Linked DNA regions of Homo sapiens: regions 1, 2 and 4 are each linked to region 3. A link is a contact called in ENCODE Hi-C or POLR2A ChIA-PET data. All regions are on one chromosome and are shown on one strand. Each heading gives the region's core, a stretch centred on a gene start or an enhancer-like site at or near the end of the contact. The rest is flanking DNA. Distances are from core to core; before and after follow the strand shown. Region 1 holds the start of LINC01765 (long intergenic non-protein coding RNA 1765). Region 2 holds the start of SEC22B (SEC22 homolog B, vesicle trafficking protein). Region 3 holds the start of GDAP2 (ganglioside induced differentiation associated protein 2). Region 4 overlaps TSPAN2 (tetraspanin 2).

What was found. A loop is a pair of places that touch in the nucleus more often than their neighbours do. ChIA-PET counts read pairs that join two places held with the same protein, here RNA polymerase II (POLR2A). Pooled maps may share reads with other maps.
Region 1: a loop to region 3 is called in a pooled map, with 8 times the contacts of the local background. The contact joins the promoter of LINC01765 here to the promoter of GDAP2 in region 3. A Hi-C loop is called at or near these places in 5 of 50 pooled maps.
Region 2: a pooled map shows a loop between it and region 3 (20-fold over the local background). The contact joins the promoter of SEC22B here to the promoter of GDAP2 in region 3. A Hi-C loop is called at or near these places in 1 of 37 single-sample maps with no recorded cell type and 7 of 50 pooled maps. POLR2A ChIA-PET finds 5 or more read pairs at or near these places in 1 of 52 experiments (MCF 10A).
Region 4: a pooled map shows a loop between it and region 3 (11-fold over the local background). The contact joins the enhancer-like site here to the promoter of GDAP2 in region 3. A Hi-C loop is called at or near these places in 4 of 50 pooled maps.

Annotation. Positions count from the first base shown.
Region 1 is chr1:115,098,104-115,100,896 of GRCh38, reverse strand. LINC01765 (long intergenic non-protein coding RNA 1765) reads right to left here and starts at 1,250. Exons shown (of 2, transcript XR_947722.3): 1 at 1,146-1,250. RefSeq lists an enhancer at 1,140-1,199.
Region 2 is chr1:120,175,136-120,177,847 of GRCh38, reverse strand. SEC22B (SEC22 homolog B, vesicle trafficking protein) reads left to right here and starts at 1,328. Exons shown (of 5, transcript NM_004892.6): 1 at 1,328-1,541. The coding sequence starts at 1,467. RefSeq lists enhancers at 1,167-1,296, 1,075-1,640, 1,337-1,706, 1,641-2,206.
Region 3 is chr1:117,928,220-117,930,970 of GRCh38, reverse strand. GDAP2 (ganglioside induced differentiation associated protein 2) reads left to right here and starts at 1,350. Exons shown (of 14, transcript NM_017686.4): 1 at 1,350-1,523. It overlaps WDR3 (WD repeat domain 3), which reads right to left and starts at 1,232. Exons shown (of 27, transcript NM_006784.3): 1 at 1,189-1,232. RefSeq lists enhancers at 1,080-1,249, 1,131-1,425.
Region 4 is chr1:115,061,481-115,064,180 of GRCh38, reverse strand. TSPAN2 (tetraspanin 2) reads left to right here. Exons shown (of 8, transcript NM_005725.6): 3 at 1,949-2,046. Among named protein-coding and RNA genes, the nearest start is that of TSPAN2, 27 kb to the left of the region's middle. RefSeq lists an enhancer at 1,326-1,849. Within about 2 kb of position 1,345, at least 24 of the 41 ENCODE cell types and tissues checked have a DNase peak (open chromatin) inside an H3K27ac peak, as active enhancers do.

The sequences.
Region 1 (2,793 bases), core at 1-2,500, 2.8 Mb after region 3:
CAGAACACACCACTGAAGGACAATCTGGGCTGGACTTTTTTGTTTTTGTGAAAAGATCATATACAATTTTTTAATGCTTACAAGGCTATTCAAACTTCTAATTTTCATTGAGTGCATTCTGATGTTACTTTTCAAAGGAATCAGTCCATTTTACCTACCTTTCAAATTTATTTGCAGTTGTTTATATTATCCTATTATTATCTAAATCTCTGCAGATCTGGAGTTATTAATCTTTTTTTTTTCCTGACATTGGTTATTTGTGCAATCTCTCTTTTTCTTGATTATTTTCAACAGAAGTTACTGATATATTTAGGTATAAATTTACCATCTCATTGTATGTTTTCAATTTAGTCTACCTGTTTTACATTTCTTTTGTTCTCTGTGATGGTTAATTTTACATGTCAACTTGACTAGGCCAGGGGGGCCCCAAATATTTGGTCAAACATTATTCTGGGTATGCCTGTGAGGGTGTAAATTGGTAGACCAAGTAAAATAGATTACCATTCTTAAAGGGCAGCTCTCATCTGCTCAGCTGAAGGCCTGAATAGGACAAAAGGGTTGACCCTTTTGCAAGTAAAAAGGAACTCCTTCCTGAGTGCTTGACCTGGGACATAGATCTTTTCCTGTTTTTGGACTTGAACTGAAACATCAGCTCTCCTTGGGTCTGGAGTCTGACAGCATTCAGACTAGAACCCCACTATTAGCTCTCCTGGGTCTCCAGCTTGCTGACTGCAGACCTCAGGACTGTCAGCCTCCATAATCACATGAGCCAACTCCTTATAATAAATCTCTTATATGAATATATAATGTCTGACTAATATAGACAATCTTGCACCTTGCTTTAGAATGTAAAGGTACTTAAGTACCTACAATTTTGCTCTCAGCCTTTGGGGCCTCTGTTAAACCTTAAAGTCAACAAGAGAAGTCACATTAAAATTCTGCCAGACTATTACTCAGTAATTTTTTAAACTCTTTCCTAATTTGGATGATTCAAATGGGGATCATCTGTGAGGCACAATAAATATTCAGACTTAGACCTCAGACCTGGATGAGTTATGTTCCTCTCCTTCCCCCAACTGGCTGCACGAGTGAAAACAAAAATGGGCTAGTTGTTCCCATAGGGTCCTATGAAAACAAACAGTTACCTTTTGAGTTTGCTCTCTTCTCTTGTTTCAAAGTCCCCTCTCTTTCTTCACTCATGTCCCCACAAGCAGGTATAAACTTTCTCTCACTAGCAAATAACAGAAACTGAAAAATGATCAAAGGAAGCTACTGCTGCCTGCATGCTGCTGGGAAAACATCGTAAAAGGAGCACCCAGCAACCTGTGACCATGGAGATGGTTTGTAATCAGCAAGCCAGGGCCCTCGCTTTCCTTCCTTCTCTGGGCATCCAATAGACGGTTGGTTTAGAAACTCTGAGCCCACAGACTATTTTCCAACAACAGCTGCATAGCAACAGGGTTCCTATGCTGTAAACCCAGCAGTCAAAAACTGCTCGTGTTTGCTTATCAAAACCAAAGTTACGATAGCAGGCACACCGGGCTTCCTTTTCTAGCAGTAGGGCAGATTTGATATCCTGAACTACCTTCTCGACTGAAACTAAGACCCTGGATAAAATATGTAAGAATGTAAAAATAAAACCACATCGTTGAGCTAGCACAAAAGGAAGAGAATCTACAAAGGCCAAAATGAAGTGAAAGCAAGAACTCGAAGTAAGCAGGCACCAAAGCCACCTTTTGCCCTGGGTTTCGGTTTCGACAGCTGCAACCGCTTGGGGTTTGTGAAGTAAAGCCTAAAATGCCATTAATATAGACAGTGTATTAGGAGACCTCACCCAAACCTGGTACCTCCTCCCAAAGGATACACCCTCAAGGGAAGAGTAGACAAGAAATAAACCCATCATGCAAAAGACGACAAAGAAATGTATACGTTTTGGACTTGGTGTTGGAGTGGGGAAAATCTCCCCTGAGACCTTGTCACCACAAGCCAGCCTTCAAATGGATTTGTTGTCTGAATTAACACTATGGTACTGCCTTGAGATGATTTGCAGAAGGCAAAGAAAATCCTCTCTGGAGGAATAAAATCTCAACTAAGGACTCAAAGAATTCCCACAAATTTCCAAGGAAAGTAAGCAGTTTACAGCTTTAAAAAAATCACATAATACACAAGGAACAAGACACTAAAATCAATACGTAGAAAAGTCCACAGGCAGCAAAGTCTGATCACAGAGAGTTCAGATACTAGGGTTATGAGACATATAATACAAAATGGTACTACAACTCCACCCTTGCTTATTTTCCTTGTTTCCAAATGCAAGCCCCCATCAGTGTCTGGTTCTCAGTCCCATTCTATTTCTGCAGAAACACTGCTCTCGCTTTTCTTCTCCTTCAACCTCTCTCTCCCCAGGCACCTTCCCCCAGGACTATGAACACATTTAAATCTTCCCCATTAAGAAAGGAAGGAAGAAAAGGAAAAAGAAAAGAAGCTTGCTTCCACTCATCTTGCTGCACCACTCACAACTAAGCCTCTTGAAAGAGCAATTGTTCAGAATGGTATTGCCTAGGTTGTCTTCCAGGGTTTCTATACTTTGGGGTTTTACATTTAAGTATTTAATCCATCTTGAGTTGATTTTTGTGTATGTTGTAAGGAAGGGGTCCAGTTTTAATCTTCTGCATATGGCTAGCCAGTTCTCCCAGCACCATTTATTGAATAGGGAGTCTTTTCCCTATTGCTTGTTTTTGTCAGGTTTGTCAAAGATCAGATAGTTGCAGGTGTGCAGCCTCTATTCTCTAT
Region 2 (2,712 bases), core at 79-2,578, 2.2 Mb before region 3:
AAAAGCCTGAGCTCTTTAATTAATGGGTACAAGTTAAGACAGAATCACATCAGGATTTGAAGTTGAACCTGAGCTCAAATCCTGTTCCCATCACTGCTAGCTCTCTGAGGCTTTCCTCTCAACTACAAAGTGGAGATATAATACTAAACAAGCTTACTGGGTTGCTTAACTAATATCTAGAACATACTTAACAGTGTTTCTATTAATGCGAGAACTAACTGTAAGCACTTAGTAAAGAGTAGTCATTATTAAGCAATGATAAATAAAAGCATTTGTATAATTCTTTTTTTAGCTTTTGAAAGCCTTGCACCTAGATTTTCTCATCTAATATTCATTAAAACCCTGAAAGGCCGATCATATCCCCACTTTAGAGATGGGGACACCAAAAAACAAAGAGATGGGAACACCTAGATATATCAGAGATCCTAGTTTTTATTTTATTTATTTATTTATTTATTTTTTTTTTTTGAGACAGAGTGTCGCTCTGTTGCCCAAGCTGGAGTACAGTGACGCAACCTCGGTTCACTGCAAGCTCCGCCTCCCGGGTTCACGCCATTCTGCCTCAGCCTCCCGAGTGAGTAGCTGGGACCACAGGCGTCCGCCACCGCGCCCGGCTAATTTTTTTGTGTTTTTTTAGTAGAGACGGGGTTTCACCATGTTAGCCAGGATGGTCTCGATCTCCTGACCTCGTGATCCGCCCGCCTCGGCCTCCCATAGTGCTTGGATTACAGGCGTGAGCCACCGCGCCCGGCCTGATCCTAGCTTTTTGTAGGTGACTGACCTAGGTGGTACAAGATGTCCTGTACTTGTTCATTTATTCACACATACAACACATATTTATTGACTTCTTACCATAAACTGTTTAAGGAGCCTGGTGGGGATACCGCATAAACAAACAAGCAAAAATAGACAAAAATCTTTGTCTAGAAATATATAAATATAGAACATTTTATAGAATATATGACATAGAAAACAGAAAAAAATAAATATGAAAATAGCCTAATTTTCAGGGTTTTCCTTTTTTTACATACCCTTCATGGTTAACGGTTAGTGGTTAATGGGGATTACCCATTAACTCCCACCCTCCTTCCCAGCTCTCTCCCAAGACTTAGTTTCAGGAACTAGAAAATTCTGATTCAGCTTGGGTGCAATGGCCGCTCAAAGGGCGAGGCTTATTCGAAGCCTCAAATTCAGAAAACCCAGCCAGACCTTGGAAGTTAAGAAGGTGGAAGGCAGATCGCGGAACCAGTGTTCTGATAGTTGTGGTTCTCTGAGGGAAGCCAATTCTGGGGACCGGTAGTGGAAAGCTCTTGCGCTGTTTCCGGCCACCTCAGCGGGAAGCGGAGACGCAAGCAGCTGGATCTCCGGTAACTGAGACATAGGGTATAACTGTTGTCGCGGCGGAGGAAGTGAGGACGGCGCCAAGGGCCTTCCGGGCCAGTGTTGGATCCCTGTAGTTTGTGAAGATGGTGTTGCTAACAATGATCGCCCGAGTGGCGGACGGGCTCCCGCTGGCCGCCTCGATGCAGGAGGACGAACAGGTGAGCTGCTTACTCACGACCCGCGACCCCAAGTCTCTGTCAGCGCGCTTTGCCCTCAGCATCGGATTCCTTCCTAGGACCGGGAGACCTTTGTGACTTCCCGGGCACTCCCGACCTCTCTGAAGTGCGCTTTTATCTTTTGGTGTAGGAGAGACTACCGGCGAAGAGGAAATCTTTCCTGAAGGAGGAGTTAAGTTTTTTGTGTTAGCTGTTTCTCTTTAGAAAAACGCTCTGGAGAAGTGGTAGCTTTGGTTGATTGTGATCACCCAGTGTTCTTTGACTCTTTAGGGACTTTGTTAAAATTCAGGATTTCTAATTTTCTGCTGCTAATAGGACTGCTGATGGATAAATCCTGGGAAAAAATCAGCCAAGTTCTTCAAGTCTATAACGTGGCACCTGATCCTTGACCTAGCTTGCTGACATCTTTTGAAAGTGGGTGAGGTAATATTGCCACATAAAAGCACCTGTTAAATTTCAGTACATCACATTCTTTCAGGATTATCCCCAGTTCCCACCTTCTCCAATACGCCGTACCACATTCCTGCAATACATTGTAACTTATTTTTTTCTTTGTCTTTCAATAACTTGAGTTTCCTAGCGGGCAAACGACGGGTCTTAATCATCTCTTTGTTATCCATACCTTTTACAATAGCTGCTTTATGCTAGTAGGTGCTCAAAAGTATACTGAATTGATTAAAAACAGCACTAACTCCAGATGTCTTAAAAGAAAGATGTTTTGTGTTTTAGAAACACAGTGGAAATTTCTGAAGTAAGACAAGTTTCTGGAGCAAGCTTGGGAGGTTCTGAAGACAAAGCTGAGAATGGAATTTATATAATTTGTTTAAAGTGATCAATTTTATTTTACTTTTCCATACAGTCTAAGTAAAACCTTGAGCCTTAAAAAAAGATGAGATATTGAAAAAATAGTTTGCACATTTCTTCTGTTGGACTTTTCATTCATATATTAATGCAAAAAATTTTTACTGAGCACATCAAATGTGCCAGGCATAGTGTTAATGCAGGGAGTTAGAGTACACAGTCTCTACCTTTGTGGAGCTTACAGTCTAGTGGAAAAATCAGATAACCAACAAACTATTAAAATGTAGTTTAACTGCTAAGGAGAAGGAAGAGGGTTTTGTGCTTGAACATGGAAAATATATCTAAGTTGGTT
Region 3 (2,751 bases), core at 101-2,600:
CTCTAAAAATAAATAAACAAATTCTCCACAATAACACCACAAGGGAAGTCACTCTTCCTATCTCTATTTTACAGACAAGGAACTCAGACCCAGAGATGGCAAATTGCTAACTCAAAGTCATTTAGCAGCTAATTGCCAAAGCCAGATCCCAATCCAGCCAGTCTAACTCCAAAATTTCTGCTTTTAACCACTATGCTAAACTGCTTCTCTTTGCCTCTTTCTCTTTAGTCAATTCCACCTGACTGTTACTCTGAAACAGGATCCCTTTCTCTCCAGCACTTTCAGTTCCAGCTCTTTATCACTGGATTACTGCACTGATTTTCCACCTAGCACCTCCGCCTCCATGTTTTTCACTCTTTTCATTTAAACGTCATAATACTACCGACTAATCTTTTCAAATGAGCTTTCCCTATCCTAAAGCCTTGAAAAGGCTAAATCGTTTGCCAGTTTCCAAAAACTCATCCTATCTAACCCCCGTATTTCTCGAATAAACCTTCCTGTCAGGCTGGCTAGTTTCCTTCCTCGTCCCGCGACCTTGTATTCTTCATATTATTCGTTTTACTTAGAATAACATCCATGTTCTCCTCTACTTCTTTTAACTAATATTATCTTCTGAGGCCCACTTCCTTTCGAGTAAGCCCAATTCTAGCAGCCTTTTTTCATCGCCTCGATATTTAAACTACCTCCCATACAACTTGCACTGTTCACTTTGTTCCACGTGCACAGCTTTCGCCTCCTTTCTGACAGTTCACGACCAAACCTTCTTCCGAGACCCCATGATCTCCGCTTCCTAACCTACAGCCCCCAAAACGATGTTTCCAAGATGCACTGAAGGCCTGGACCGTGGCAACAGACCTGCCACACATTCCTAAACGAGTCTTCGGTCAGGGGAGGGTGACGGAGGGTTCCACACACCGAACACACGGTCATATCATCCTCAGGCCAGCCCGTGCACACGCACGGTCAGGCAGCTCTGCTCAGCACCCGCAACCGCGCCGAGTAGCTGAGGGGCTTCCAAGTACTGCTGTGGGGACGCCCGTAGTTACCTGAGTTCCCCCAGCCCTAGCAACCGGCCTTTAACACGCCCGTCTCGGCTGCTGCTGACATCACGAACGCCTCAGCCAGAATCTGCAAAATCGGAGCCGCAGATAATGCTCTCCGCCCCAACCACGCACCTCCAGGACTCACCTCAGCCTCCACGAGGCTCCCAGCCGATTGGACCCGCCCACAAGACCTGCCCCTTCCGGGTCCGTTCCGGAAGCCTCTTCCGCCAGAGGTTCCCTTTGCCTTCTAGGAGGAAATGACGGAGAAAGCCGGGCGCTGATTGGTGAGCTCTGGCCAGGAGCGGAAGCCGGTGTTTCGCAGCCCAGAGCATTTGCAGCTGGTCACTCCAGTCTCCTGGGACTTTGACTCGCCGTACTCGGCGCGCTCCTGCTGAGGGTCGCCGGAGATGTCGCTCGGCCGCCTTCTACCAGGAGCCTGATCCGTGCCGCCCGCCGCCCGGATGGGACCACCAGAGTGCTGTGAGAGGAGGGACTGAGGCCGGGAGGGAAGGCGGGGCGGAGAGGGCCGGGGGCGCGGTCCGAGGCGCTCGGGACTCGGCCCTGGTCAGGATTGCAGGCTGAGGGTTAGTTCTGTCACTTCTCTTGAAGAACGAGCCTGGCGCCACTTCCTCGCATGTTGGTTAGGTTCTTTCCCGAGGCGTTGTCGGGGACGCCGTCTCTACGAGAAGTGAAAGGGTGGGCAGTCGGCGGGCACTAGGAACAGTGGTGCTGTAGCCAAGGAGGCGGGCGCCCTAGGGTGCAGGTGAAATGGGGCAGGCGGGAGCTCTTGCTGGTTGTAGTCCCAAAGACAAGTCCGTGTTGCCGTTCCTGTGGACTGGACATTCTACGGAACCGAGAGCACCTCGGGTGAGGGGTGGGTAGACGCTGAGCCCAGGATGGTGCGTTGTCTAGGTTCCCGCAATCCCTGGAGTGACACTGGCCTGGCTTTGTGTTTCCGCTCTCTGGCCGCTTGAGGGGGAAGTGACCAAGGCTGACTCCTCCTTGTTTGCTCACTGAGACTTAAGTGCTCTTTCACCAAGTGGGAATTAGCTTTTCTCTCTTGCATTTCTGCTACTTTTATTCTTGAGCTGCATAGAAGTGTTTAGAAATGAGTTCTGATGTCTAGAGCTGTGCAAAATTAAAGCTAACATAGCTGTACAAAAGAAGATCCTGCCGGCGCTTCTTGAACAAGGTATCTGCAGCCAGCCTAGAAATTAGACTTTTGTCTACATTATCTGATTTTCTTTAGAGTTTCCTGAGCTTAATGCATGTTCAGCTAATCTTCCATATTCAAGAAAATTGCAATAGCAAAGAATGCGTATGATGAGACTGTGGACAGCTGTAGCAGCATAGGAGTTTTGAAACAAGATTGCTGTGTATTGGATAAATGAGAAGGGAAGAAATTGTGGCCACAAACTATTATTTTAATAAGCTTGGTGGGAAAGGGAGCATTTGAGTGGGTATGTATGGTTAATATCCCTGACAGGTGCTGTGCATTATATTATTATGGGGAGAAGTGTGTGCTTCAATGGAAAACTACATAGTTTAGATTCTATCTTAACACCCCTTGGAATAACTAATTCTAAAAAAGCTATTTTTCAGTTACGTAAACTAGGTAAGTGACATCAATGCTAAATAATTATTGTCAAGACATGCGAATTCTCTCAGAGATTCAGTGGAAGTTTTGCCTCCTTTTGCACATTTATTT
Region 4 (2,700 bases), core at 96-2,595, 2.9 Mb after region 3:
TCCATTTGTAAAACAGAAATAATAGTCCTTGCTTACCTAACCACGTTGTTTTGAGAAGCCAATAAGATGATGGAAGTGAGAGCTTTGAAAACATTGCAACACAGTGAATGACTTTTTTTTTTCTTTTTCAACTTTCATTTTAGAATCAGGGGGTACATGGGCAGGTTTGTTACAAAGGTACATTGAGTGATGCCGAGATTGGGGGTATGACTGAACCTGTCACTGAGGTAATGAATATAGTATCCAATAGTTAGTTTTTCAACACCTGTGCCCCTCTAGTAGTCCCCAGTATCTATCATTCCCATCTTTATGTCCATGTGTACCCAATATTTAGCTCCTACTTATAAGTGAGAACATGCGGTATTTGATGTTCTGTTCCTGTGATAGTTTGCTTAGGATAATGGCCTCCAGCTGCATTCATGTTGCTGCAAAGGGCATGATTTTGTTCTTTTTTATGGCTGCATAGTATTCCATGGTGTATATGTACCACATTTTCTTTATCCTATCTACCATTGATGGGCACCTGGGTTGATTCCATACCTTTGCCGTTGTGAATAGTGCTGCAGTGAACATGTACCCTTTTGACAGAATGACTTATTTTCCTTTAGGTATTTACCCAGCAATGGGATTGCCGGGTCGAGTGGTAGTTCAACTCAGTTGTTTGAGTCATCTCCAAACTGCCTTCTGCAGTGGCTGTACTGATTTACATTCGCAACATTGTATAAAGTGTCCCCTTTACTCCCAGCCTTGCCAACATCTGTTATTTTTGACTTTTTAACAAAAGCCATTCTGACTGGTATGAGATGGTATCTCATTGTGGTTTTGATTTGCATTTCTCTGATGATTAGAGATGACGAGCATTATTTCATGTTTGTTGCTCGCTTGCATGTCTTCTTTGGAGAATTGTCTGTTTATGTCTTTTGCCCACTTTTTAATGGAGTTATTTGCCTTTTGCTTGTTGATTTGTTTAAGTTCCTTACAGATTCTGGATATTAGACCTTTGGTGAAAGACATTTTTAAAACAATAAAGTGTTGAGGTAGTGGGGCCAACAACACTATTATTTTTAATATGATATCATTTCTCACATTACCACATCCATTCCCTCATGAAATTATTCTTTTAGAGAAAAGGGAAAGGGAGGAGGTGGTAGAGCTAGAACAGCAGGAAATAAATACCCACCTCAGGACTGCAGAGCAGCAAGGCCTCAGGGCCCTGAAAAGAACGCTGAGGCCAGGTCCGGGTGGGGCAGGAAGCAGAGCAGCCTCGCCTGTGGCTCCTACTAGGTCTGTAAACTGCCAGATCTGCCCGCAAACCACCATCAGCAACCCAGAGGCGCCCCAGGAAGCACCCTGAATGCCAGGCCCAGGGGTTCCCCACAGAGGCGGGGCACCAGCCCCCACCCTCCCTATTAATGGGAGTGGTTTCCAGGTGACTCATATGAGTAAAATGCAAAAAATGAAATAGAGACCATTAACATGATTCCAAGTAAGACAAGTGCCAAGTCCCATATTGTATTCTAACTTATCTCAGGATCAGAGAAGGAAATACAAAAAGGCTTGGCTTTAGTTCTCTCAGAACCAGAGCATTTCTGTCCTTTTCTTTCTCTGTAAGAACTGTACGTGGGGCTTGCCTAAGCAGTAAGTGAAATCCCCACCTGAATGATGGCTGCCTCCATCACTAGAGATGCAAGACAGAGTCGGAGTGTTGGGCAGGCTTTTGAGGCTCATGGCTATTTTTCTCCCGGCTCTGCCAAACACCAGCTCTATGACCTTAAGCAAATCGCTTTACCTTTTGGGGCCCAGTTCCTCCGTGTCAAACATGGCAGTAAGAATAGCACCTCCTTTTGGTACTATTAGAATGCTCTGCAGTGCCCAGAGTCTTAAGCCTAGTTGGTCGTGGAGGCACTCGGTTGGCTCTCAGTGGTCTCCTCTGACCTCTTCCCCACAGGGCTGTATGTTCTGGTTGGAGCCGGGGCCCTGATGATGGCCGTGGGGTTCTTCGGGTGCTGCGGAGCCATGCGGGAGTCGCAATGTGTGCTTGGATCAGTAAGTGGGGCGAGGGGGTAAATGGTGGGGTGGGGGTGAGGGAGCGGCCTGCATCTGAAGGGAGTCAGTGCCTCTGGCCCCTGGCTCCAGCTCCTCCGTGGACTCTCTGAGCCCTTGGCATGCACTTTTCCTCCCTCAGTCTTGGTTTCTCCATCTCTTATATATGAATAATACTAACTAGGGCCGGGTGCCATGACTCACGCCTGTAATCCCAGCACTTTGGGAGGCTGAGGCAGGAGGATCTCTGGAGCCCAGGAGTTTAAGACTAGCTTGGGCAACACAGGGAGACCTAGTCTCTACCGGGTGTGATGGCACACACCTGTGGTCCCAGCTACTCAGGAGGCTGAGGCAGGAGGATCACTTAAGACCAGGAGTTGGGAGGCTGCAGTGAGCCATGACTGTACCACTGCACTCCAACCTGGGCGACAGAGCAAAACCTTGTCTTGAAAAAAGAAAAAAGAAAAAAAATATTATCTTTGTTCCTGCCTTATATGGGAAGTGTGAAAAGAAATGACGTCATTGGTGTAAAGATGTTTTGGGAGTAAAAGTACTTAGTAATTGTAAGGGGTGACTATGATTGTTCTTTAAAAAAAAATATTTCACAGTGGGTGAGGCAGCTAAAAGGTTTCTATAGCCAGGGAAGTGCTGTTATCT